Linked DNA regions of Homo sapiens: all the other regions are linked to region 2. The links are chromatin loops, found by intact Hi-C in ENCODE. Cell type or tissue: K562. All regions are shown on one strand. Each heading gives the region's core, and the rest is flanking DNA. Links, peaks and the distances in the headings are about the cores only.

Region 1 (10,441 bases), core at 957-8,956, 99 kb before region 2:
TTTTTTTTCCACTCTGGCTAGGCTGGAGTGCAGTGGCGCGATCTCAGCTCACTGCAACCTCTGCCTCCCGGGTTCAAGTGATTCTGCCTCAACCTCCCGAGTAGCTGGGATTACAGGCAGCCACCACTACGCCCGGCTAATTTTTGTATTTTTAGTAGAGACGGGGTTTCACCATGTTGGTCAGGCTGGTCTCGAACTTCCAATCTCAAGTGATCAGCCTGCCTTGGCCTCCCAAAGTGCTGGACAGGTATGAGCCACCACCCCGGCTTAATTTTTGTATTCTCAGTAGAGATGGGGTTTTATCATGTTGCCCAGGCTGGTCTCGAACTCCTGGTCTCAAGTGACCCACCCACCTCAGCCTCCCAAAGTACTGGGATTACAGGCGCGAGCTACCACAACCGGCCTATCAGTTGAATAGTAAAAAATAATTTTTTTTTGAGGCGGAGTCTCGCTCTGTTGCCCAGTCTGGAGTACAGTGGCGTGATCTCGGCTCACTGCAACCTTGCCTGGCTAATTTTTGTATTTGTATTTTTATTTTATTATTATTATTATTTTTTTTTTGAGATGGAGTCTTGCTCTGCTGCCCAGTCTGGAGTACAGTGGGGTGATCTCGGCTCACTGCAACCTCCACCTCCCGGGTTCAAGTGATTCTTCTTCCTCAGCCTCCTGAGTAGCTGGGATTACAGGTGCCTGCCACCATGCCTGGCTAATTTTTGTATTTTCAGTAGAGATGGGGTTTCACCATGTTGGCCAGGCTAGTCTTGAACTCCTGACCTTATGTTCTGTCTGCCTCGGCCTCCCAAAGTGCTGGGATTACAAGCATGAGCCACTGTGCCTGGCAATTTTTGTATTTTTAGCAGAGACGGGGTTTCACCATGTTGGTCAGGCTGGTCTTGAACTCCTGACCTCGTGATCCACCCGCCTCGGCCTCCCAAAGTGCTGGGATTACAGGCGTGAGCCACCGCGCCCAGCCTAAAGCATAAATTTTAAGTTATTGCAGAATAAAATGCATTATTAGTATGTCAATTTAATGCTCTTTATCTTTATTTCTCATGTTTTAAACTTAGCTGCTTTCTCTTTTCTCTAAGAAGCAGAAACTTGTGAAACAATTGCCTTTAACTTCTATATGCTTAGAAACAGATTCACCTGCACTAGGACCAGAAAAACAGGTAAATGGTTTTCTAATTTCTATATTATTTAGATTGTATCTTTCATTTGAGTTCTTTTCAATTTAGCTGTATTTCTCATTATAGTGTAAATACAGTGGAATCCTCATATACTGCCAGATTGAGGGCTTATATTAACTTTATTTCAGGTCTTTCTAAATATAGCTGTTGCACTCCAGAGAATATTATTTGATAATGAAGCATGTCCTAATGTATGTAATAATAAGAGTCAGACCAGTGTAGTAAAAAGCACAGTGTCTGCAGTCAGAAAGACAAATTCAAATCCTGTTATCTACCTAGTAGCTGACTTTGGGCAAGCTACTTAATCTCTCTGAAACTGCTTTTTCATTTATAAAATATGGGTAAAATAATAAATACATTAAAAGATTATGGTGGGCTGGGCACGGTGGCTCACACCTGTAATCCCAGCACTCTGGGAGGCCAAGGCGGGCAGATCACCTGAGGTCAGGAGTTCGAGACCAGCTTGACTAACATGGAGAAACCCTGTCTCTACTAAAAATACAAAAAAATTAGCTGGGCGTGGTGGCACATGCGCCTGTAATCGCAGCTACTCGGGAGGCTGAGGCAGGAGAATCGCTTGAACCCGGGAGGTGGAGGTTGCAGTGAGCCGAGATTGCACCATTGCACCCCAGCCTGGGCAACAAGAGCAAAACTCCATCTCAAAAAAAAAAGAAAAGATTATGGTAAGTATTACATGAAGTAACGTATGTGAACGTAACTAGCAGTATCTGGTATACAGTAGGTATTCAATGAGTGTTCATTTTTCTTCTTTTAATTAGCATGTTATAATGAAGTTCTATTTCTTTCAATACAAGTATTGATATAATCATGGGTTTATTTATATGATCTTTGCTGTTAGTATCTCTTTTTGTTATTGTAGGCCACAAAGAATCATATTTTAAATTTCACTCTCTTTCATATTGCTACTATTTTAAATTATAATTTTCTGAAAGTAAGCCACAGTATATGCTTTATTTGCTTTAGGCAGTACCTATTACAATGACCTCCCAATGTGCAGTTTAATAAGTGCCTTTGACTACCCATCAGATCTGTGTCTCTATGCCTGCCAAATTCAGAGAATTGGCACTCAAAATTTAGAGGTTTGGGAACAGTAGCAATTATTATCCGTTTATTCAGAAACTATGATTATATGTGATTGCAATGTGAATTTTACTAACTGATGTTCAATTAATGTTTCTATTTTTATTTTCTTTCTTTTCTTTTTTTTTTTTTTTTTGAGACAGGGTCTACTCTGTCACCCAAGCTATAGTGCAGTGGCGTGATCACAGCAACCTCGACTTTCTGGGTTCAGATGATTCTCCATCAGGCATGTGCTACCATGCCTGGCTACTTGTTTTTGTTTTTGTTTTTGTTTTGTTTTTGAGACAGAGTCTTGCTCTGTCGCCCAGGCTGGAGTGCAGTGGCGCAATCTCAGCTCACTGCAACTTCCGCCTTCTGGATTCAAGCAATTCTCCTGCCTCAGCCTCCCTAGTAGCTGGGATTACAGGCTTGTGCCACCACGCCCGGCTGATTTTTGTATTTTTAGTGCACATATATTTCATAAAAACAGGATTAACTTGGACATATTATTTTATAACTGATCTTTATGTGGTAAACCTCTGTATATATATTTTTTTTGTTAATTTTTTTTTTAATAGAGACAAGGTCTCACTATGTTGCCCAGGCTGGTCTCAAACTCCTAAGCTCAAGTGATCCTCCCACCTCGGCCTTCCTAAGTGCTAAGATTACAGGTGTAAGCCACTGCACCTGGCTGAACCTCTGTATATATTAATAAACATACTTTTCTTCATCATGTTTAATAACTGCATAATATTCCAGTATGTGAGTTTACCATATTTAACTTGCTATTGGTCATCTAGATTGTATTATAAACAACATGATTAACATAAATCTCTATGCCCATTTTTAATTTTTTTGGGCTACATTACCAAAGTGCATTTTAAAAATTTTAACAATAATGTTATTCTTCTGAACATTATCATCCTGAGTAGATACTTATTGATAGTAACAATAATAATTTATTTCATAAAATCTAAATGCTACTGATTGTAGAGGCACCATTGTTTACCATTGTTTTATGACCATTAAGAAAGAAAAAACACTGCCAGTTATACTATGAAATACCACTGAATCTAAATGAAATATACTGTATCAATTTCAGAGATGTTAAAATAGGAGAGGAAATGCATCTTAGAATCAGTGAAATGCCAGTACATAATCTATTTCATCTTTCCAATACATGTTGGCAATTCTTGAATCAAACTGTCATGTAGCCTGTGAGGTAGGCGGCCAAGCAGCAGAGCAGTGACCTTTTACAAGCATTCACCTAAGCAACAAACCAAAGGACAATTAATCCATTAGTCAGGCAGGTTACCAGGTGTTCACTGTTTGCAGACTGCTTCATGTGCTAGGAGCTAGGGACTTCAATTGTAAATACCCCAGGGTTCTTTTCAGGAGCAGCACAGATTTACAATCAACATTGCAGCCACACCTCCCTCCCAGCCCTCATCCCCACCTAAAAAGAAAAAAATTAAAAAGGAGCCCATCAGTTGTTTTTACCAACTCATTTTCTTCTATCTATAGTCTCCAAGGATCTGCTTCCCTTCAGTGTCATGTTTGACATGGTGTCTGCTGTCTTGTTTCAGGTACGGAATGAGCCCTGGAACATTTCTATTTCAGCAGAATATATTGCCCAGGTGAAAGGGATCTCAGTGGAAGAAGTTATAGAAGTGACGACACAGAATGCATTAAAACTGTTTCCTAAGCTCCGACACTTGCTCCAGAAATAGCTTCAAAACCATCCATTACAAAATCGAATCAACTGCAGGGGGCAGCATTTGAAAAATAGAAATGTTCTGATGAAGAATCTGAACTGAAGAAGCTGTTTTATAGGGTTATAGAAGATTGTAATTGTAGAGAAATATTTCTCTTAGAAATAAAACTGGGCTTGGATCCTGAAACCCTGGGTTCTGATTCTAGCCTTGTGCTGCTTTTCAATTAGCCGAGTTCTGGCAGGATATTGGGAAAATACTGCTACTTCTTACATTGCCCTTTTATATAGAACCACCACCTGAACTGAAACCATTGCTACTGGGAAGGGTGGCTCCCACAGGAAGAGTATAAGCACTACTGTGATGAGGATGGAGTAAGCTAAAGTATACTTTTTTTTTTTTTTGATGGAGTTTCGCTGTTGTTGCCCAGGCTGGAGTGCAATGGCACGATCTTGGCTCACTGCAACCTCCACTTCCCAGGTTCTAGCGAGTCTCCTCCCTCAGCCTCCCAAGTAGCTGGGATTACAGGCATGTGCCACCATGCCCAGCTAATTTTGTATTTTTAGTAGAGACAGGGTTTCTCCATGTTGGTCAGGCTGGTCTCGAACTCCCGACCTCAGGTGATCCGCCCGCCTCGGCCTCCCAAAGTGCTGGGATTACAGGCATGAGCCACTGCGCCAGCCTAAAGTGTGTTCTTACCACCTATTTTTCTTCCCATAGGAGTTAGCCAGTGAAGGGAGAATGTCTGGTTTTCTATGCTGTCAGAAATCTCTTTTCTAGGTTTGTAAAATTGAACTTTTAGTACTTCGAATTATTTCTCTTTAAGATAAAAATGCATACGATTTTTACACTGATCTTAGATTTTTGACTTATGAGGCCAGTGGTTTAAACAATCATTATTGAATACCAAGCCCAAAAGTTTAGTTAATACACCAATTGTAAGTTCTGGTCTGAATTTTGTCAACATATTTAGAATGTAAATGGCATTATTAAAAATGTATCTGATTTCTCTGTGAACAGTAATATTTCATATTTTTAAGTTTAAAAATGTTAGTGTAAGCCAGGCACAGTGGCATTCACCTGTAGTGCCAACCACTCAGGAGGCTGAGATGGGAGACCTTTTAAGCCTGAGTTTGAGTCAGGCCTGGGCAACATAGATGTGAGCACCTATCTCTAAAAATGTAAATAAATAAAAATCTCAAAAAAATTAAAAATCTCAAGTGTAAAAACAGTTCTGTAGATAGATGGTAGTGATGGTAGCACATCAATGTGAAGGTATTTAATGCCACTGAACTGTACACTTATAACGAATTAGGATAAATTTTATGTTATGTGTATTTACTACAATTTTTTAAAAATCGTATATGTAGTTTAACAGGTGTGGTCAATATCAAAACTTAGGTATTTAATCTTGTTAAATTATATAAGCAGAAAATGCTGGAAAAAGTACCTGTCATAGAAAAAAATAAACTTCCTAAATCAAAGTGATTTTATGAAATGATCTTCAATAAATATTTTGAAATGAATTCATTTATGGAAGAATCAAAACTAGGTCAGATTGTCCAAACCAGACTAAGAAACTGAATAGGGTATTTTATGAGGTATTTAATGACTCATCAGCACCATTTTAAATGAAATTCCTACATTTAACAGGAGATTATATTAAAACTGGACTTTTAAGCTCTCTTCCAACTCTGTATTTCTTTTCCCTATTTCCTACCTTCTGTACACATACCCTTTGTCAGACTCTTACCATTAAATCGTTTAAGGTTCAAGTTAAATTACTTCATCTTGCCTCATCACCCAGCCAGACATGATCTTTGCCCTCTAAATTGTTTAGCCATTTTCTTCATGTATTCATCCATTTGTTTGTTTCAGTTATTAAGCCCCTCCTCCTATAGGCTGCCCACTAGTCTAGGTTCCTAGGTTACAAAGATGAATAAGATATGATCTTTGCCCTCAGTTCACAATTTAATCAAGGAGATAGCCAAGTGGACAAATAATTTCATAGCAATGTGAGAAGTGCTATTGTTAGAGGAACCCCTGCTTACCAGGCCTCTGGTTTAATAAAACATGACTAGAGGCTGGGCACAATAGCTGACGCCTGTAATCCCAGCACTTTGGGAGGCTGAGACAGGCGGATTACTTGAGGTCAGGAGTTGAAGACCAGCCTGGACAACATGGCAAATCCACATCTCTACTAAAATACAAAAAAATCATTCAGGCGTGGTGGAACACACCTGTGATCCTAGCTGCTCAGGAGGCTGAGGCACAAGAATCACTTGAACTCAGGAGGCTGAAGTGGCAGTGAGCCGAGATCGCACCACTACACTCCAGCCTGGGCGACAGAGCAAGACTCTCTCCCCACCCCCCTACAAAAAAGAAAACATGACTAGAGTGACCCCATCTTAAAGTGAGTAGCTAGGCTCTCACAAGGCAGTTATAATATTAATACTTAAGGTCTGAAAATAGCCACAAGTATTATAATTACAAAATATTCACACCTGTAATCCTAGCCCTTTGTGAGGCTGAGGCATGTGGATCGCTTGAGGCCAGGAGCTTGAGACCAGCCTGGCTCACATGGCAAAACCCTGTCTCTACTAAAATATTAATAGTTTAAAAAGCTGGGTGTGGTGGCGCATGCCTGTAATCCCAGCTACTCAGGAGGCTGAGGCATGAAAATCGCTTGAACCTGGGAGGTGGTAGTTGCAGTGAGCCAAGATGGTGCCACTGCATTCCAGCCTGAGCAACAGTGAGACTCTGTCTCAAAAAAAAAAAAAAAAAAAAAAATTATGGTCATGCAGAACATCTCCCACTAAGCCTGCAGAATGTCCAGATGTCCTGAGTGCAGCCCACTTCACTCAAAGATAACATTAATGAGTAGGCTTAGTTTGAAGGATTAATGGTCATTATAGCACCAATAGCCTTGACCTTTAGTGAGCATATATGCACATTCCAAGTTTAATCATAGCTCCTTACAGTTTCTTCTAAGTAGAGACACTACCCAAGGACAGTGTGTTCCTCCTGCTTTCTGAGGACTTACTACTCTCTAACAGAGTAGTTCTAATAAACTTTCTTCCTTCACTGTGCTCTGTGACTCCTCTCCAGTTCTTCCCTGTGCTAGACCCAAGGACTGGCTCTTGGAGTCTCTTTTCCAGCAACACTATAGCAATGTAGAACAAAGTACTATAAACCAGTTCGTTGACACTTTCACATATTCCTTTTGACTATAGCTACCTGTGTATGTGTTTTCCATCTTTAGAAATTGCAAGCCTTTTGAGAACAAACCAATTTTAGTTTGTTTTTGCATCTTCTACATAGTCTGAAACAAGGCCTGCAATATGATATGCTCTCAATTTTTTTTTTTTTTTTTTTGAGACAGAGTCTCACGCTGTCACCCAGGCTGGAGGGCAGTGGTGCAATCTCGGCTCACTGCAACCTCCGCTTCCCGAGTTCAAGCGATTCTCCTGCCTCAGCCTCCCAAGTGGCTGCTATTACAGGTGCCCGCCACCACAACCAGCTAATTTTTTTGTATTTTTAGTAGAGACGGGGTTTCACCATGTTGTCCAGGCTGGTCTCGAACTCCTGACCTCGTGATCCGCCCTCCTCGGCCTCCCAAAGTGCTGGGATTACAGGTGTGAGCCACCATGCTCAGCCTCAAATATTTTTAAATTAGTGAATGGAGGCAGTAAGTCTTAAACTGACTGCAATAGAGAAAAATATTTATCTTTCAATCTGCAATGGCTATTGGATATCACATACCTTTCCACATTTTTTTTTTTAAATGAGTCCCACTCTGTAGCCCAGGCTGGAGTGCAGTGGCACGATCTCGGCTCACTGCAACCTCTACCTCCTGGGTTCAAGTGATTCTCTTGCCCCAGCCTCCTGAGTAGCTGGGATGACAGGCACCCGCCACCACGCCCGGCTTATTTTTTGTATTTTTAGTGGAGATAGGGTTTCGCCATGTTGACCAGGCAGGTCTTGAACTCCTGATCTCAGGTGATCCACCTGCCTCAGCCTCCCAAAGTGCTGGGATTACAAGTGTGAGCCACCGAGCCCAGCCTCCTTTCCACAGTTTTTTGAGAAACATATTTTTCTCCTTTAACTTATAAATCTACTAAATACCATCCAGAGATTTCCTAATGTTGAACCATTCTGAAAAATAGGAATAAACTCTTTTGGCCTGGAACAAGTCTTTCTGCATTCTATAGGAACACCCTCTCCCCTCAACTGAAAGGCAAAAAGAGATCTGCCACCTCCCTCGCCACACTGCCGCAGCATATGGTGACCTTCCTTACTAAAGGAAATGGTTTGTATTCTAGCTCCTTTTTTTTCTTTTCTTTCTTTCTTTCTTTTTTTTCTTTTAATTTTTTTTTTTTAGGTTAGAGCAGAAGTTTAATAAGCAAAAGGAAGAAAGCTGTCTGGATGAGAGAGGGGTCCCAGAAAGATGGGTTGCCCTCTTATTCTAGCTCTTGTCTTTATTTGAGTAAGAATCAGATGAAATTGTCTTATTCTTTAAAGAATTGTTATCGGCTCTTTTCTTTCATTATTTTGTAACTAAGAGTTCATTTAATCACCTTGCTGCTTGCTCTTTATCTCTGGTTCACTATTTTCCTGTCGTAATCCCCTCCGTACTTTGCTGTTGCACATTTCCTTCCCCTCTCCAAGCCCGCCTTCTAAACTAAACATGAAGGGGAATCCCGTTTTTGCATGGTCAAGCTTCACTCATACTTCAGAGTTTAATTTCTTGCCTTTGCCCTTTCTTGCCCTTTTGTGCTTTTGACAGAATACTTCAAAGCAGCATATGTAAATTTTCATTTCATTTATAGGATCTGAGTAACTTAGAAAGGGTTTCCAGAGACTGTTCTATGCTTGTTAGAGCTTAGCTTTTCAAGCATAGGCAAATCTCACTGTCCTTTATAAATTATGACAACGTCAGTACTGATGATTACAGAGTCAGTAAAAAAGATAAAATGGAAAGAGATGAGATAATTCAAAGATTACCAGTGCTACAAGTTTAAACATAGGACTCTAAGCAAAAATATCCTAATAGGACCTCCTGAAACCCTTCCTCTTTGGCTAATTCTGAAACACACATATCTCCAAAAAAGATGACTTCTTTAGTGAGCATTCCTGTAATTCATGAAAATCTGTAGTATTTATGCCTTAGGTATTAAAAATGGTGCAAATAACTTCTCATTTCTCAGTTTAGTAGTTTAAGTTATACATATTGAGGCTAGGCACAGTGGCTCACGCCTGTAATCCCAGCACTTTGGGAGGCTGAGGCAGGTGGATCTCTTGAGGTCAGGAGTTCAAGAGCAGCCTGGCCAACATGGCGAAACCCTGCCTCTACTAAAAACACAAAAATTAGCTGGTCTTTGTGGCATGCACCTGTGGTCCCAGCTACTCAAGAGGCTGAAGGAGGAGAATCACTTCAACCCAGGAGGTGGAGGTTGCAGTGAGCTGAGATTGTGCCACTGCACTCCAGCCTGGGCAACAAGGCGAGATTCAGTCTCAAAAAAAAGTTGTACATGTTGAGAACCTTGCCTAGCATGTAAGAACAGAAAGTGTTAAGAGCCTAATGTGTGTACAAGACTTTTCTGTGGATTACTTCTGAGGCTCAAGTAATTTAACTAAATTGTATAAATTCTCACAGCTAATGTGTGATACATTTAGAACTATAATACCCTGACTTCCATCCCAGCACTGTTTTCCAAATATCAAATGCCTCCCAGTCTGCCATCTACATGAGCTTAAGTGACATCCTTCACAGGCCATCCTTAGAGTATTGCAAATCAGGAACTCTGAATTGGGGGGCTGGCCTCTGAGTGTACAGGCAATAACTGAGGGAAGTATTAGGGAGGGAGAAGGGATCTTGCGGTTCACATGGATGGACGTTAGACAGGTTTGTTGTTTTTGTTTTGTTTTGTTTTGTTTTTGGTCATCCCATATGTGAGTTCCCTTTGTGTGGGGAATGCCTCACCTTATTAAGCAAACCTGCTTCCCACTATAGAAGTTAAAACTGCCAAGTAATCACTTTCCAGCCCCTCTTGCAACCAGGACACTGATTTTAAAAAGCCAGTACTGAGCTTACTCCATGCTTACAAGTGTGGGTAGTGTGGCAGGGATTTTAATGGCAATATTCTGAGGCTAGCTTGCAGAAGGTGGCAGTGTGTTAGCCACACAGTCTATGCCCAGTGTCTGTGGCAGTGGAGTCTCTATGGTTCTTGTACACTGGCTTGAGTTTGTTTTGTCATCCCTCCTGGAAATTTTATGAACTATTCAATATCCTTCAGTAAATTCCTTTTCTGCTTAAATTAGCCAAATTTGGCTGGGCACAGTGGCTTGTGCCTATAATCCCAGCACTTTGGGGGGCCAAGGCGGGAGGATCACTTGAACCTAGGAGTTCAAGACCAGCCTGAGCAACATAGGGAGACTCGGTCTCTACAAAACATTTAAAAA
Region 2 (10,441 bases), core at 1,419-9,418:
AAGAATAAAGCAGTTTCTATATTTAACATAAGACCATTGTCAGGCCTCTGAGCCCAAGCCAAGCCATCGCATCCCCTGTGACTTGCACGTATACGCCCAGATGGCCTGAAGTAACTGAAGAATCACAAAAGAAGTGAATATGCCTTGCCCCACCTTAACTGATGACATTCCACCACAAAAGAAGTGTAAATGGCCGGTCCTTGCCTTAACTGATGACATTACCTTGTGAAAGTCCTTTTCCTGGCTCATCCTGGCTCAAAAAGCACACCCACTGAGCACCTTGCGACCCCCACTCCTACCCGCCAGAGAACAAACCTCCTTTCACTGTAATTTTCCTTTACCTACCCAAATCCTATAAAACGGCCCCACCCTTATCTCCCTTCGCTGACTCTCTCTTCGAACTCAGCCCGCCTGCACCCAGGTGAAATAAACAGCCATGTTGCTCACACAAAGCCTGTTTGGTGGTCTCTTCACAAACCCCTTCTTCACCCTTAGCAGCAAGTCCCGCTTTCCTGGGGCAGGGCAAGTACCCCTCAACCCCTTCTCCTTCACCCTTAGCGGCAAGTCCCACTTTCCTAGGGGGCAAGAACCCCCCAATCGCTTATTTCCGCACCCCAACCTCTTATCTCTGTGCTCCAATCCCTTATTTCCGCACCCTGACCTCTTATCTCTGTGCCCCAATCCCTTATTTCCGTGCCCCAACCCCTTCTCTGCTTTTCTGGAGGGCAAGAACCCCCCACCCCTTCTCCGTGTCTCTACTCTTTTCTCTGGGCTTGCCTCCTTCACTATGGGTATGTTTCCACCTTCCATTCCTCCTTCTTCTCCCTTAGCCTGTGTTCTCAAAAACTTAAAACCTCTTCAACTCACACCTGACCTAAAACCTAAATGCCTTATTTTCTTCTGCAATGCCGCTTGACCCCAATACAAACTCGACAGTAGTTCCAAATAGCCAGAAAATGGCACTTTGAATTTTTCCATCCTGCAAGATCTAAATAATTCTTGTCGTAAAATAGTCAAACGGTCTGAGGTGCCTGACGTCCAGGCATTCTTTTACACATCAGTCCCGTCCTAGCCTCTGTGCCCAGTGCAACTCGTCCCAAATCTTCCTTCTTTCCCTCCCGCCTGTCCCCTCAGTACCAACCCCAAGCATCGCTGAGTCTTTCTAATCTTCCTTTTCTACAGGCCCATCTGACCTCTTCCTTCCTCCCCAGGCTGCTCCTCGCCAGGCCGAGCTAGGTCCCATTTCTTCCTCAGCCTCCGCTCCTCCACCCTACAATCTTTTTATCGCCTCCCCTCATCACACCTGGTCCGGCTTACAGTTTCGTTCCGTGACTAGCCCTCCCCCACCTGCCCAGCAATTTACTCTTAAAAAGGTGGCTGGAGCCAAAGGCATAGTCAAGGTTAATGCTCCTTTTTCTTTATCCCAAATCAGATAGCGTTTAGGCTGTTTTTCATCAAATATAAAAATCCAGCCCAGTTCATGGCTCGTTTGGCAGCAACCCTGAGACACTTTACAGCCCTAGACCCTAAAAGGTCAAAAGGCCGTCTTATTCTCAATATACATTTTATTACCCAATCTGCTCCCGACATTAAATAAAACTCCAAAAATTAAATTCCGTCCCTCAAACCCCACAACAGGATTTAATTAACCTCGCCTTCAAGGTGTACCATAATAGAAAAAAGTTGCAATTCCTTGCCTCCACTGTGAGACAAACCCCAGCCACATCTCCAGCACACAAGAACTTCCAAACGCCTGAACCGCAGCAGCCAGGCCTTCCTCCAGAACCTCCTCCCACAGGAGCTTGCTACACGTGCTGGAAATCTGGCCACTGGGCCAAGGAATGCCCACTGCCCGGGATTCCTCCTAAGCCGCGTCCCATCTGTGTGGGACCCCACTGAAAATCGGACTGTTCAACTCACCTGGCAGCCACTCCCAGAGCCCCTGGAACTCTGGCCCAAGGCTCTCTGACTGACTCCTTCCCAGATCTTCTCGGCTTAGTGGCTGAAGACTGACACTGCCCGATCGCCTCGGAAGCCCCCTAGACCATCACGGACATCGAGCTTCGGGTAACTCACAGTGGAAGGTAAGCCCGTCCACTTCTTAATCAATACGGAGGCTACTCCACATTACCCTCTTTTCAAGGGCCTGTTTCCCTTGCCTCCATAACTGTTGTGGGTATTGACGGCCAGGCTTACTAAACCTCTTAAAACTCCCCAACTCTGGTGCCAACTTAGACAATACTCTTTTAAGCACTCCTTTTTAGTTATCCCCACCTGCCCAGTTCCCTTATTAGGCTGAGACACTTTAACTAAATTATCTGCTTCCCTGACTATTCCTAGACTACAGCTATATCTCATTGCCGCCCTTCTTCCCAATCCAAAGCCTCCTTTGCGTCCTCCTCTTCTATCCCCCCACCTTAACCCACAAGTATAAGATACCTCTACTCCCTCCTTGGCAACCGATCATGCACCCCTTACCATCTCATTAAAACCTAATCACTCTTACCCCACTCAACGCCAATATCCCATCCGGCAGCACGCTTTAAAAAGATTAACGCCTATTATCACTCGCCTGCTACAGCATGGCCTTTTAAAGCCTATAAACTCTCCTTACAATTCCCCCATTTTACCTGTCCTAAAACCAGACAAGCCTTACAAGTTAGTTCAGGATCTGCACCTTATCAACCAAATTGTTTTGCCTATACACCCCGTGGTGCCAAACCCATATACTCTCCTATCCTCAATACCTGCCTCTACAACCCATTATTCTGTTCTAGATCTCAAACATGCCTTCTTTACTATTCCTTTGCACCCTTAATCCCAGCCTCTCTTCACTTTCACTTGGACTGACCCTGACACCCATCAAGCTCAGCAAATTACCTAGGCTGTACTGCTGCAAAGCTTCACAGGCAGCCCCCATTACTTCAATCAAGCCCAAATTTCTTCCTCATCTGTTACCTATCTCGGCATGATTCTCATAAAAACACACGTGCTCTCCCTGCCAATCGTGTCCGACTGATCTCTCAAACCCAAGCACCTTCTACAAAACAACTCCTTTCCTTCCTAGGCATGGTTAGCGCAGTCAGAATTTTTACACAAGAGCCAAGACCACACCCTGTAGCCTTTCTGTCCAAACAACTTGACCTTACTGTTTTAGCCTAGCCCTCATGTCTGCGTGCAGCGGCTGCCGCTGCTTTAATACTTTTAGAGGCCCTCAAAATAAGTAGAGGCCTTTCCTACAGGGCCTGAGAAGGCCACCGCAGTCATTTCTTCCGTTCTGTCAGACATAATTCCTCAGTTTAGCCTTCCCACCTCAATACAGTCTGATAACTGTATTTATTAGTCAAATCAGCCAAGCAGTTTTCCAGGCTCTTAGTATTCAGTGAAACCTTTATATCCCTTACGGTCCTCCATCTTCAAGAAAAGTAGAATGGACTAAAGGTATTTTAAAAACATATCTCACCAAGCTCAGCCACCAACTTAAAAAGGACTGGACAATACTTTTACCACTTTCCCTTCTCAGAATTCAGGCCTGTCCTTGGAATGCTACAGGGTACAGCCCATTTAAGGTCCTGTATAGACGCTCCTTTTTATTAGGCCCCAGTCTCATTCCAGACACCAGACCAACTTAGACTGCGCCTCAAAAAAAAAAAAAAACTTGTCATTCCTACTATTTTCTGTCTAGTCATACTCCTATTCACCATTCTCAACTACTCATACATGCCCTGCTCTTGTTTACACTGCCAGTTTACACTGTTTTTCCAAGCCATCACAGCTGATATCTCCTGGTGCTATCCCCAAACTGCCACTCTTAACTCTTGAAGTAAATAAATAATCTTTGCCGGCAGGACTATGCCAAATCTCCTTAAGCACTCTCTAATCAGACATCCTGAGTCGTCCCAATTCTTAGACCTTTTATACCTGTTTTTCTCCTTCTGTTATTCCATTTAATTTTTCAATTCATACAAAACCGTATCCAGGCCATCACCAATCATTCTATATGACAAATGTTTCTTCTAACATCCCCACAATATCACCCCTTACCACAAGACCTCCCTTCAGCTTAATCTCTCCCACTCTAGGTTCCCACGCCGCCCCTAATCCCGCTTGAAGCAGCCCTGAGAAACATCGCCCATTCTCTCTCCATACCACCCCCCAAAAATTTTCACCGCCCCAACACTTCAACACTATTTTGTTTTATTTTTCTTATTAATATAAGAAGGCAGGAATGTCAGGCCTCTGAGCCCAAGCCAAGCCATCACATCCCCTGTGACTTACAGGTATACGCCCAGATGGCCTGAAGTAACTGAAGAATCACAAAAGAAGTGAATATGCCTTGCCCCACCTTAACTGATGACATTCCACCACAAAAGAAGTGTAAATGGCCAGTCCTTGCCTTAACTGATGACGTTACCTTGTGAAAGTCCTTTTCCTGGCTCATCCTGGCTCAAAAAGCACCCCCACTGAGCACCTTGCAACCCCCACTCCTGCCCACTGAGCACCTTGCGACCCCCACTCCTACCCGCCAGAGAACAAACCCCCTTTCACTGTAATTTTCCTTTACCTACCCAAATCCTATAAAACGGCCCCACCCTTATCTCCCTTCGCTGACTCTCTTTTCGGACTCAGCCCGCCTGCACCCAGGTGAAATAAACAGCCATGTTGCTCACACAAAGCCTGTTTGGTGGTCTCTTCACATGGACGCGCATGAAAACCATAAGCATTTTCCAATTGTCCTTTAAAACCATTATTTTCCATAACCACATAATATTGCAATAAGCTGACATAACATCGTTACCTAATGCTTCTCTACTCTTGGACATTCATTCATTCACTTATTCAACATGGAGCATTTAGAATTTTGTCAGTTTGTGGTAGGAGCTGGAAATGCAAAGACAGTGTTCCTCTTTCAAGATGCTCAAAGACAAGAAAAGAAATCATTTCAGTCCACAGCACTTGCCAAGAGGACATACATGTGCAAATGAAATGGGAGCCCCAGGGGGGCAGCGGCCCCTTCTGCTAGACACAGACATGCAGGAGCAGACTCAGTTCTCAGTGTTGGAATCAGGCAGGGCTTTTCTGATCGTTTGAGCAGAGGATTGCGCTGTTCAGGAGGCCCCAGTTTGAGTGTTTTATGCCCCTTATGCTTCTCTGTCCATCCCAGAACTCATTCTCACCTTCTAGTTTGTCAAAATACTCTCTCATCTCCTTTCATCTCAGATACAAAAGACAGGCAACAACCTCAAATATAATCCCAGTTGTATTTGCATTTTAACGTGGTCTAGACTGAATAGATACAGCCCTGCCTGCCTCCATTGTCCAGTAAGGCAAACGGGGTGAGGTTTTGGCTCTCCTTGTGTCCTTATCGTTACTCTGCCTTAGACCATTGCCTCTTTGGCTTGCAAGTACATCTGACTTTTTCTAAGTCCTGAAAATCTGGCTGCTAGACCCTCACCTGGCACTGTGCCTGGAGAGAGCCATTTCCATTCCACAGATGGGGAAATCACCCTCTCTACTGGTCATTTCATGAACTGTTGCAGACTCATTGCTGAAATTTCACTGGATTGTGGTGAGGGGGTTGGGGGTGTTGAGGATAAGGGACCGGGATGTGCCAGTTCATTTCAGCCATATCATCAAACCTGTAGCAGTCACTTGCCCCAAACACACACACTCAGACACACACACGCACACCGAGACCTCCCACTGCCTGGATGGAAGGTCACACTGCATGGGGCAGTGGTGAAACATTAGCTATCAATGACCTTTCTAGTGACGCATGAAGCCAAATCATGGGATGGTCTATGCGAGAACAGCCCAGTGACTCAGCCTAACTGGAGGTAGAAGTTGTCCAGGACCCCACTTCTGTGAAATGGGAGACAGCATGCTGTTTTTCACCAAAGGCTGCTCCTTTGTGGAATCCCTTGGGCGCCCTTGGGCTGTGCTGCTCCAGGCCCCACCCAGTGGCCCAGTGAGGGGTTCCCTTCCACAGGAACCCCTCAGCCACACCCGCATGCTTTCTCCATTCCCAGTCCCTGGGGATGAACAAGCAAGAAATGGTGGCCCTGCACTCAAACAGCAGATGCACGTGGGGCAACAGGATTTGGACACGGTGTTAGCCTCGGAGCCAGGTTACTTGGGAATCTGTGAAAACAAGCTCTCCAAGTCGGGATAGATGCTCGCCTGTGCCTGGAAGAGTGAAAGCACCAATCCTCAGCATTTCTCCCCCATTGTATGCTTCTCAGGGAGAAAAGGACACGACTTTCTCTCTTTCTCTCTCTCTCTCTCTCACACACACACACACACACACACACACGAGTACTATGTATTTCTGCAACACTGGGGTAAATGGATGAGGTCTGTGAGTGGAGGCCCCAGCATGATCTCCAGTACCCCAGCTTCTGCCTCGCACCCCAGGGCCAAGGACTCGCTCCATGGCATCCCTTAACCCAGAGGTTCCCAAACTTGGAATCACCCGGAAGGCCTGTAGGAACACAGTAGGTCTGAGGCGGGACCCAAGACTTTGTATTCCTAACAAGGTCCCGAAGAACCCTGGGATCTTGCTGGAGCTGCTGTTTTGGGACTATACCCTGAAGGCATCGCCCTGCAGTAGCTGCCCCAGGCAGCCGAGAACAGCCACTGCCTCTCTCCACCGTGGCTCCCGGGCTGTCCCAGAAACACTCCCTCTGGCCTGACTGGAAAGATGACCCGGCTGTTCTTTTCTTTACGGAAGGCTTTTGTATTTCCCCCATGAAGAGGAACAATATAGAGATTCGGTTTCTCGGGCAGCCCGGCTGTTCCAAACCCGTGGGTGCATCTGTGACTGTGGTGGGGAAGGAACACAGATGGTGCTGCGAGGCCGTCTCCAGACTGTGGAAGCCACAAGCCACTGGCGTCTGCTTCTGTGGAGAAACAAACTTCAGCCACCCACGGGCGCCCCCGCAAGGGCCGGGCTGATTCCTCGAGAGTGGCTGGCGCTGGGCCTGCACAGCACTCTTCCCTACTCTACGCTTACCTTCCTCCCCTCCCCTATCCTCTGGGGCAATTCAGAAACGGAAGACATGGTGGATGTGAGAAGGGAGTGGAGGATAGGGAAAGGCGGGTTGGAAAACCTGGCCTGGAGGTAATAAAAGTGACTTCCCACCCAGTGAAGGCAGCACTGACACCCGCTCCATGCAGTCCCGGGATGGCCACCAAGTGAGGGAGCAGCAAAAAAGAGAAGACGCAGGGAAGGTGAGAAGAGGCTCTGCCCCGCAGACTGCACAGGAGATCCACCGCTTCCAACAGGGAGCATTCCTAGGTTTCAACCACAGCCCTCGTTCTTCTGAGAGAGCAGAGGCATGAAAGACAGACGTTCATTGTCTTAATTTTTTTTTTTTTTTTTTGCTCCAGGAATTACCTAGAGATCCCCAGGACTGCCACGCTGGGCCAGACTCACAGGACACTACTTCCCTGAATTATTCGCTTCTAGAACTATGGATGATGGGTTCATCTAACCCTTCCTTGATTTGTTTGTTTTCACTATGTTATTTATAAAGATAATGGGTTGTATGATAAATACTTCTTTTTTCTTTTTTTCTCTCTCTCTCTTTTTTTTTTTTTTTTTTTTTTTGAGATGGAATCTCGCTCTGTCGCCCAGGCTGGAGTGCAGTGACGTGATCTCAGCTCACCGCAACCTCTGCCTCCCGGATTCAAACAATTCTCCTGCCTCAGCTTCCCACGTAGCTTGGATTACAGGTACCTGCCACCACGCCTGGCTAATTTTTGTAGTTTTAATAGAGATGGGGTTTCACCGTGTTGGCCAGGCTGGTCTCGAACTCCTGACCTCTGGTGATCCACTCGCCTTGGCCTCCCAAAGTGCTGGGATTACAGGTGTGAGCCCCCGCGCCCGACCTTCTTTCTGTCTTTAAATTATTTCTTAAAATTGATTCTCTCCTTTGGATGTTCATCCCACAAGTTGATTATGGAATTGGTTCATTTATTCATTCAACACACATCTAACAGCACTTTGGGCCAGGGGTTGGGGTTGCAGAGCCAAGCAGGACCTCATGCTAGCTCTTTTAGCTTAGTGAGGACAGACATGTGGAGAACTTCAAAGGTGAGAAAGTGCTAAGGAGGGGCCACACGGCATGTGTGGCACATTAGTGAGGACGGCTCTGCAGAGGGGTGGGTGTGCTGGGGAGGGAGTGACGGAGGAAATGGCATGGCGGAGCTGAAATTTGGGCCGAGTCTGATGGGGCACCCACCAGTCCCCCTAGTGAGAACTCCTCTAGTTTTCTATCTTTTACCACAGACAGGAGTTTCTGCCCTTAGCAAAAGCTGCAAGTGCAGGAGGACCTGACCTCCCCAGTCTTCCTTTCGATCTCAGGTTTTCTTCCTGCACTGTCTGAGCTGACTGTTCCCAAAGGACACTTGGCTGGTAAGTTTTATGCATTCCTGTCACTTCCTTATCCTCCAAAATAAGGTGGGCTCTTGAGAAATGGGAAAGATTCTCTGGAATTTGAATGGTTCACAAGAAGTCTCTTCTGGACAGGGGACCAGATCTCATAACGGTTCCTTTCCAAAACTCAAATTTAGTGTGCACAACAATAAACAGGAGTGCTTATAATTAAAAAAAAAAAAAAAAAAAAAAGACACAGATCGCTCAAGCTCACTCCCAAAAATGGATTCCTTAGACCCAGGATGGGGCCCTGGAATTTCATTTTTCACCAGCATCCCCATGTTCCTGCAATAATTGGGCAGTGGTCACCTTTTGAGGACTACTGACCCCTTAGAATAAAGCCCTCAAGCCTTCGAAGGCTGTGGCCACCTATTTGGAGGACCACCTGGGCTGTTGATGAGTAGGGAGTTTCCTCCTGCAAATAGTGCTCTAGGGGGCTTGGCAGATCTGACAAAGTCCCTGGCTTGGGAAGAAGCCCAGCTGGTGCATGGTGCAGGTCTGGGAAAGTGCTCATTGGTGGCTCTTCTGCAGAAGGGGTCCCAGGGGACATCATTCACTATGCCATCAGTAAGCAATGCTGGTCAGGCTCTTGGCTAGAGGGTTGCAGTCCTACTGTAGGAGGGGCTAAGCATATGCTCCATCTGTGGAGAGGATGACAGTTCCTGAAGGGCCTCATCTTCATCTGCATGATCTCATTTGACCATTGCAACCACCCCATGAGGGAGGCAGGCTTTGAGCCACGTAACCAGTGGCAGCACCAAGAGATGTCTGGGAGGGGCTCAGTATTGCCCTGGTTCCCAGTCCCCAAGGCTCCCGAGCCATCTCTAGTTAGCCTATAATCTAAGCAAAAGATAAGTCTACTGAGATATCTTGTTGGGCTATACCTAAACGTTTGAAATGTCTATTTTATACTGAGTTTGCCTAAATGTCAGCAATTTTATCATGACCTAGTATTCAATTATGAAAACAAATCATAAATAGAATAATATTGTTTGCATTTGATGTTCATACTATTTCTCTGAAGAACTGAAGACTCACCTGTACCAGATGTGTTGTTGTAAAAATAATAAACAATCTGTAATAAAAAGAAATGGCAAAGCCAAAAAAAAAAAATCTAAGCAAAAGAGTGTGCCTGTGCTTTCAGGCCCTTTTCTAGCACCCTACTCCCCTTCTTTAGGGTACATTGGTGTTCATAAGTGCCTCCTATAAAGAAGCCTGGAGCCTCACTCAACCAATCATTTTGCAGAAAAGTAAACTCAGACCCAGGCTTACCAAAAGATGCATGGCTAGAAAAGAATGGAGTCGGAACGAGGGCCCCATTCTTGAGATTCCCAGGGGAGGCCTTTGCTGTCTCATTCGGCTTCCTTGGGAAAGAGAAGGTCAGATCAACCTTGAGCAGGGAGTGGCTGGCAGCAGCCTCAGCCTCAGGCAGGTGCCAGTCTATCCCCACAAAACAGAGGGATGTCTCCAAGAAGGAGTCCGCACTGATGACCAGCCTGAGGGCATCAGATGTAGGCTGCCTTCCACCTGGCATGGAACTGCTGCTGGCTCTTCTGCCTCCCAAGGCCTGAGACACGATTGCCTGGATTACTCCATGGAGCCGGGGCCTGTGCAGACCCTCAAGAGAGGTCTTTTGCAGCCAACCTGTTGGGCAGCTGCCCTGGTGCCCTCAAGGTGCCCCCCTTTCTGTGCCCACCTCATCTTTGGGGCCTCACAGTGAGGATGTGGCCAGTGACAGGGGCTGGGGAAGATACACCAGGGTAGAGAGGTGGACACTCCGGGCTTCTGGTTATGATGATGATGATAGCCAGACTGGTGATTCCCAAACTGGAGGGTCCTTGGGATCTTCTGGCAAGGCAAAAAGTCCAGCATGCCATATCCACCGACTCCTGAGTCAGATACCCGGAAAGAACCTGAGGTTATCTATGTCAGGCTCTCTGATGACGATTTTGTGTTGAATAAAGTTTAAAGCACAGATCCATTCATGCTTTCTCATGTTTATTT
Region 3 (8,000 bases), core at 1-8,000, 170 kb before region 2:
CTAGCCTGAATGACAGAGTAAGACCCCATCTCAAAAACAAACAAACAAACAAACAAAACAAAACAACTTGAAGGAGTTAATAATTAGTAAACCTGGACTACGAAACTGCTAACAGTGTTTCAGGCTGAAATGAAAGGATGCTAGACAGCACCTTGAAGCCACACGAACAAATAAAGAATACCAATAAAGGTAACTACATAGGTAAATATAAAAGTTAGTTTGTGACGTCTCCTTTTTTTCTACATAATTTAAAAGACAAATGCATCAAACAACAATTATAAATCTACATTAATGGATATACAATGTATAAAGATGAAATCTGTGACAATGACAACATAAAGGGGGAGAAACAGAGCTGTATAGAAGAAGTTCTATACAGTATTAAAACTAAAGTGGTATTAATTCAAACTACATTGTTATAAATTTCAGATGCAAATTGTAATCCCCAAGGAAACCACTAAAAAAAACCCCTAAGAACTATACAGAAAATAATAAAAGTGGCACACTTCAAAAAGCTCAATTAAACAAAAAAGAAGACAGTAATGGAGGAATTGTGGAAGTAAAAAAGTATAGAAAACAAATACCAAAATAGCAAAAGTCCTTCCTTATCAGTAAGTGTAAATGGATTAAACTTTCCAATTAAAGACAAAAGTTGGCAAACGGATAAGAAAGACATGATTCCAACTCTATTCTGTCTATAACTCACTTTAGATCCAAAGACAAACATAGGTTGAAAATGAAAAAATAAACTAAGATGCTCCATGCCAAAGGTAAGAAACTGCTTAGATGAGTTGCACAACTTTATGAATGTGCTGCCAGTGAATCATACACTTCAAAATGGTTAAAATGGTAAATTTTATGTGTACTTTGCCACTGCCACAACAAAAAATAAGCATCCATATGTGTGGTAGTCTTCAAGATGGCCCCTGTGGCCAGGTGCGGTGGCCCAGGCCTGTAATCCCAACACTTTGGGAGGCTGAGGTGGGTGGATCACTTGAGCCAGAAGTTCGAGACCAGCCTGGCCAACATGGCAAAACTCCATCTCTACTAAAAACACAAAAATTAGCCAGGCATGGAGGTGTGTGCCTGTAGTCCCAGCTACAAGGGAGGCTGAAGCACAAGAATCACTGGAACCCAGGAAGCGGAGGTTGCAGTGAGCTGAGATCGCACTGCACTCCAGCCTGGGCGACAGAGCAAAAAAAAAAAAAAAAGATGGCCCCCAGTGATCTCTGCCTTGTGCAGGGTATTCATGCCTCCTTGTGCAGTCCTCTCCCACAGTGTACTAGGTCAGCCTGCATGACCAGTAACTAACAGCTCAAGTAATAGCAAATCACTTCCAAGATTAGGTTATAAAAAAGACAACTTCTGTCTTGGGTATTCATTTATTCATTCATTCCCTATGCCTTTCAGATCATTCGTCCTGCAAGAAGTAGGTTGACATGTTACAGAAGCTTATGGAGAGGCCCACGTTGTAAGGAACTAAAGTCTCTAACACACCAGCCAGGGCTGTACTGCCAACAACTATGTGAGTGAGTTTGAAAGTGGATTTCCCACAGTCCCAGGTGAGCCCTGAAAGATAACTGCAGCTCCAAATGACATCTTGACTACAACCTTGTGAGAGCCCTATGCTAGAACTACCCAGCTAAGCTGCTATCAGATTAATGACCCTCAGAAACAGTAAGAGATAACACATTTATTGTTTTAAGCAGCTAAACTTTGGGATAATTTGTTAGGCAGCAATAGATAACTAATACAACATGAGAGCAATATATTTTCAAAGGAATAAATTTAGGCTTATCTTAGGTAGAAATAAAATTCCTAGTGAGATTTATTTTCTTTTTTCTTTTTTTGACACAGGGTCTCACTCTGTCACCCAGGCTGGAGTGCAGTGGTGTGATCTCGGCTCACTGCAACCTCTGCCTCCTGGTTCAAGTGATTGTCATATCTCAGCCTCCTGAGTAGCTGGGACTACAGGCATGTGCCACCAGGCCTGGCTAATTTTTGCATTTTTTGGTAGAGATGGGGTTTCACCGTGTTGGTCAGGCTGGTCTCGAACTCCCAACCCCAAGTGATCCTTCCACCTTGGCCTCCCAAAGTGCTGGGATTACAGGTATGAGCCACTGTGACCAGCCTTACTTTCAAATAATATATGATTGTAGATAAATACTATAATTCCTTCACTTTAATGTGATTTATGTCATCTTCTTGCAGTTTCAAATATATTTAATGATATGATAATATCTGTTAACTTTTTACTTATCACTGATTGAATAAATATTATGTAATCTAGTAACACTATGAATTGTTGTTAGGGATATGGAACAACTGTAACTATCATACCTGCTGTTAGAAGTATAAATTGAAATAACCACTTCAGAAAACTTTTTAGTAATAGCTATAAAAGCCAAACATATGCCTACATGTGACCCAAAAATTCTATTTCTAGATATATATCTACGAGAGATGAGTATAAATGTGGTATAAGAATGTTCATAGTAGCTTTATTCATATAGCCAAAATCTGGAAACAAATCAAGTAACAACAGAAGAGATAAATTGTCTGTAGACACACAATGGAATACTACACAACAATAACAAAGAACTTCTGCTACATTCAAAACGTGGATGAATCTCATAGGAATAACACCAATTTAAAGAAGGTAACACAAGAATGCATACTATATGATTCCATTTACATGAAGTTCAAGAAAAGACAAAAATCTATGATGATGTAAGTCAGAATAGTGGTTATACCTGATAGAAATGGTATAATGACTAAAAAGGGGTATGGGAAACATTTTGGGGTACTGGAAATGTTATACAGGGTATCCATAAGGCTGGGGAACAGGATAAATATGTGCTAGTTACATTTTCAAATAATATGTTCAATATCTTTTTCTTCAACCTCAATATATTTTTCCAAGTAAAACACTTCTAAATTTAAAGCAGTGGCCCCAATTGTGAATATTTTTAAAAATACAATAAACGCACTGTTTTCTTTATGCTTCCAGGTTTTTTGGACACTCTGAATTGTATTTATTGTATACATGAAAACATAATAGGCACAGTATTAAAAAAATATAATCAATATACTGTTTAAAAATAAGTTTATCCTATATTTTCCAACTATGCAGATATTCTATTTCTAGATCATGGTGGCAGTTACATGTGTGTAGGTGTATGCATGTAAATAAATTCATAAAGCTGTGCATTATATGTTATACTGCAATATATGTGCACACACACATACAATAATGAACAAAATATTTATTAACATTTAATATGAAAAGTTATCTTTTATGAATAGGGTAAGGTAAAATCATATTCTTCTTCATTGTTATTATATTGTTTACATTACAAACTTTACAAAATAATCCATCACTTAAGGGATTTTGCGTTTTATTGTGTTTTTTTTTTTTTTTTTTTTTTTGAGACAGGGTCTCGATCTGTCACCCAGGCTGGAGTACAGTGATGTGATCACTGCTCAGTGCAGCCTCAAACTCCTGGGCTCAAGCATCTCACTCTGTCACCCAGGCCGGAGTGCAGTGGCACGATCATAGCTCACTGCAGCCTCAAACTCCTGGACTCAAGCAGTCTTCCTGCCTTAGCCTCCCAAAGTGATGGGATTACAGGTGTGAGCCACTATGCCCAGCCTACACTTTATTTTTTAATTAACAGCACTGATAACCATATTCACTGATTTGTGAAGCCTCTCACTAGGATTCTTAGAGACTAAGCGCCATCAATGACCAATATAAAGAATTCTTAAAATATCTCATGCTACCTTAAAAAGAAATTTGTCTCTAAACTCACATTGCTGAACAACAGCTGTTTTCTATCGGTTGCACAAGCAATGACAATGTAAAAAGTGCTAAGAGTAGTTTGGGTTTGTGTGTAAAATGGAATTAGGTCCTAGGCTGAATAATTATAAACATATTTTAACAAATGAATGTCTAGTGAGATATCCTAAAGTTGTGCTGGACATATGAGACATCTAGTATGCCTGGCCCCTGACTACAAAGTGCCAGCTACACTTTCCCATTAATATGGCAACCAAAAACTTTCTTTCACTTTTTCAAAGGGTCCACTAGAGGGCAGTACTAACCCCAGTGAGAACCCTGGCATTCTCATTTAGCTTCCAGAACTCCCTTGGGAACAGGAAACACATTCTTTTAATCTCAGAATCCCTAATGTTGAACAGAGTGCCTAACGTGTACAGTAGGTGTTCAGTAGTCATGATGGACCAAGGCTATGATAGAGGGTGCCATGGAGGCACAAAGGAGGGTGAGATCAATCTAACAAGGGAACCGAAGGGAGAGGGAAATCTTCACAGGTGATGTAAGAAAGTTGCCTTAATAGAGGATTTGGGGCTAGGTGAGCTGGGAGGAGGTGGGTGGTAGAGGATGTGATACATCAAAGACAAGAGAATAAATCAAGAAAGAGTAGAAAACAGGAACCAGGAAACACGATTTAAAACATGAGAGAAGGAAGGGAAATTCCCAGGACGATGATGAAAGGAACAGGCAGGATGAAAATTTTGCACCAGGCCTAGACAGCAGCCAGTCCAGACTGGAATAGGAGGACAGAAGGTTCCCAGAGAAGTATCTCCGAGGAAAAGATAAAGTTTAAAAATGGATCTGAGAGATAACCTTAAGTGTTTGCCATATTGAGATGAATTTTACAGTTCTGTTAGACACAACAGAAAACAAAGCAAACAGAAAAATAGGCCAGGTATGGTGAGCCACACCTGTAATCCCAGCACTTTGGGAGGCAGAGGCAGGTAAATCACCTGAGGTCAGGAGTTCGAGACTAGCCTGGCTAACATGGTGAAACCCTGTCTCTACTAAAAATACAAAAAATTAGCCGGGCATGGTGGCGGGCGCCTGTAATCCCAGCTACTAGGGAGGCTGAGGTGGGAGGATGGCTTGAACCTGAGAGGCAGAGGTTGCAGTGAGCCGAGATAGCGCCACTGCACTCCAGCCAGAGTCACAGAGCAAGACTGCCTCAAACGAAAAAAAATAATAATAAAGCAATTATTGTTCCAAAAGGGGTAGAAAGCTATTCAAGAAAGAATATACTCGTAGTAATAATTATCTGACTCAGGAACAAAATAATAATTACCTGACTCAGATTGAAGAACACTTACATAGTCATAAAAATACAAATATGAAATACTATTGATTTTTTTTACAAGAATGAAAGATTAAAAGTGAAGCTACTGAGTATAGATTATTCATTTGAGAAACTTAGTTATAAAAGGAAGAAGGGTACAAGGAAGAAAAACACAATGGCATGAAAACTTTCCCTACCTGTTCCATGGACAGCCCATTCCTATAGTAGTATGGGCTGACATACATTCTCAATCAATCTTATGCAATTTTAGCAACCCTGGGAGGCAAGTGGGTTTCATCAGCCTCCTTTTGTAGGTAAAGAAACAGAAGCTGAGAAATGTATCTAGACTTGAATAAGAACTCACATCTCCCTCCTAGAATCCAAAGCACACACTCTTCTACATTCTATAACTTTCCAAAATACTGCTTTGTCAGGAATTATACTGTCCTCATAAGAATATAAGTTAACTAATGGTAAAAAGTTAGCTTCAACATAATGAAAATCTCTTGAAATAATTGTGCCTGGTAAAGAACTAAAACATTAAAACTCTAGAACAATTATAGAATTAAATGTTTAAACTATTAACTTTATGGTACCTTTTTTTCTTTTTAAATGAATTAAGTCCTTTACATTTAAAACTAAGTAGCACCAATAATTAATAAAACCATTTTTTTTAAAGACAAAAGAAGGAAAACACAACTAAAAATGGTCACTAAATATATGAATATATTATCTGTAAATGCATGAAAAAGGCATTTTTCCAACAATATCTGCTTAGGAAATTTCAAAATATATATACTTTTCACTCCCTCACTCAAGATTATTCTAAATGAATTTTTTCACATTTTGCAACTAGTAAGATCATACAATACTCCTGATATACAAGTATGTGACTTAAGACTGTCTCACATGCAGATGGCTGGTCCATGCCACACAGGAGATGGGATGGGCTTTCTCGAGGACCATTCTCAATGTCTTCTCTCTAGAACCTCGTGACACCACTACTTACCCTTCTCACCACCAACAATGGTGTTAAAGGAGCCAAACTATTCCATATAAAATCCTACTTAAATGTCATATAGTGGAACTAATATGCATCTGAAATATGATTTTCCTAATTTTTTCATCATAAATGTATAGTATTTCAGCTACATTATAGATTAAGGTTTAATAAGCCTGTAAAGGGTTGCCTAGAAACATATTTATTTATTTATTTATACATTTTTTTCCCAGTGGGAAGTGTATTTCAAATTCCAAAACTCAGACTTACATGAATTTTTAAAGTGTAACTATTTGTGAGTGGCTACCTGTAAATATTGTGACAGTGGCTTAAGCAAGACAGCATTATTAGGAAAGAAGCGGAACTGCCTCTGAGTCCTCTGCCTGTAGGGTCAGCAAAAGAACTGGAAGTATCATTAAGTTTACCATACAGAAACTTAAAATAGCTCCTTGCCATCGCTACATGTTTAGCGAAGGACAGGGAAAAAAGGGATCTTCAGTTAATTTCAAAGAACTTTTAAAAAAAGGCAATATGGAAGCAATTATTCATTACAACAGGATTATAAAAGGTTGTAAATGTCAAATGAGACCACATCTTATTGGTGGACAGCTCATCAGTAGATTGCTATAAGGATATTTTTAAAAAGAGTTTGCTCTTAAAAATGTGGAAGTTAGGCATCCTTGAGAACACTGCCTTCCCTAGTCACTTGCTTTCTAAAACACAGGGAAATGAAAAAGTGGAAATGAAAGATTGAGTAATCAACCTAGTTTTGCTTTCAGGTCACTGTACTGACTAAACTAGGAAACATGAACTTCCAAAAGCCTGCCCAAATTCAGAAATTCAGCAAAAAAAAAAAAAAGCACTAAGTGAGTACTTCCTTTCTATTTCCAATGTATTTTATGAATATAAACAAGCAATCACGCACAGCATCAGATGTGTGGCTTCTACTGGTTTCTAAAGAGGTAATTAAGCCATTAGAACCAAGAATTAGAAAGCAGCATCCCTGGTGAAAATGAAACCAAAAACACAGCAGTGATTTGTGATTTTCTGAAAGATAACCCTTTGCTACAATTTATAGAGATGTGTTGAACCCATTTGCTCAGTAGATGAAATCCTCTGCAGCACACCTTCCCACCTACACCTCACCACCTCCTTCAGTACCATGTTGCACCTCTCTTAAGGCACACTTTCAAACTCCTGACCCTCGCTCGTTATTATCTGGCCTCAGCCAAGTTTTTGACATTGTCTTGCAATGCTTCTTCCCTCTATTACTCACTTCACTACAGCCTCTCTGGTCTTTTGTTCCATGAATACTCAAGCTCATTCTTGATTTAAGAACTTTATTCTAGCTCTTCCCTCTGCTTGACAGCTCTTTTTCTTGATCATCACCAGATAAATTCCTTCCTGTTACTACCTCAGAAAAGTGTTTCCCCATCACCTAAACACACCACCCTAAAGCACTGATGTCACTTATTTATTTTTATATTTATTACTTTTCTTCTCCCACTAAAATATAAACTCTATAGAGTAAGAACTTTGTGCTGCTCACTAATATTACATCTGCCACATTGAGAACAGTTCTGTCATACTGTAGCCATTCAATATATACAACTGAATGGACCAATGAGTAACAGTCACTCATGATGTATTTATTGGGCATGCTGCTATATGCTGGCTATATATAATGTAAATATAATATTAAAAAACTCATGGAGCTTTCAGTTTTGTGAGAGAGCATAAACAAGAAAATAAACACAAATACTTATAAGCTGTAACAAGTACTATTAAGGAAATAAACAGGTGTCATGATAAACAACTGGGGAGAGTATTTTAATGAGGGTGGTTAGGTAAGATCTCTCTGAGGAGGTAACATTTAAATGAGAAAAGAG

What was found. Peaks named below come from ENCODE experiments on the same cell type or tissue, not always from the same donor. Only the 100,000 strongest peaks of a DNase experiment are listed, where the experiment ranks them.
Region 1: a loop joins it to region 2, with 6 times the contacts of the local background. A loop is called at or near these places in 6 of 110 quality-filtered maps.
Region 3: it touches region 2 in a loop (4-fold over the local background); 3 of 110 quality-filtered maps call a loop at or near these places.

What each region holds. Positions count from the first base shown.
Region 1 is chr1:212,811,160-212,821,600 of GRCh38, forward strand. It overlaps TATDN3 (TatD DNase domain containing 3), which reads left to right. Exons shown (of 10, transcript NM_001042552.3): 9 at 1,089-1,169; 10 at 3,854-5,671. The coding sequence ends at 3,997. Among named protein-coding and RNA genes, the nearest start is that of TATDN3, 24 kb to the left of the region's middle. In K562, for the core only: a CTCF peak has its summit at 4,024 (motif pointing right); no DNase peak of the experiment used is centred there.
Region 2 is chr1:212,909,971-212,920,411 of GRCh38, forward strand. LOC124904507 (a long non-coding RNA gene) reads left to right here and starts at 7,153. Exons shown (of 3, transcript XR_007066874.1): 1 at 7,153-7,230; 2 at 7,390-8,416; 3 at 9,615-10,418. RefSeq lists enhancers at 1-778, 3,765-4,366, 4,367-4,967, 4,968-5,569, 6,773-7,372 and 1 more. In K562, for the core only: CTCF peaks have their summits at 5,519 and 6,959; DNase peaks (open chromatin) are centred at 5,511, 5,801, 6,631 and 7,021; H3K27me3 peaks cover 596 bases.
Region 3 is chr1:212,745,934-212,753,933 of GRCh38, forward strand. The region is part of intron 4 of NSL1 (NSL1 component of MIS12 kinetochore complex); the gene reads right to left. Among named protein-coding and RNA genes, the nearest start is that of NSL1, 42 kb to the right of the region's middle. In K562, for the core only: a CTCF peak has its summit at 4,093 (motif pointing right); a DNase peak (open chromatin) is centred at 4,108.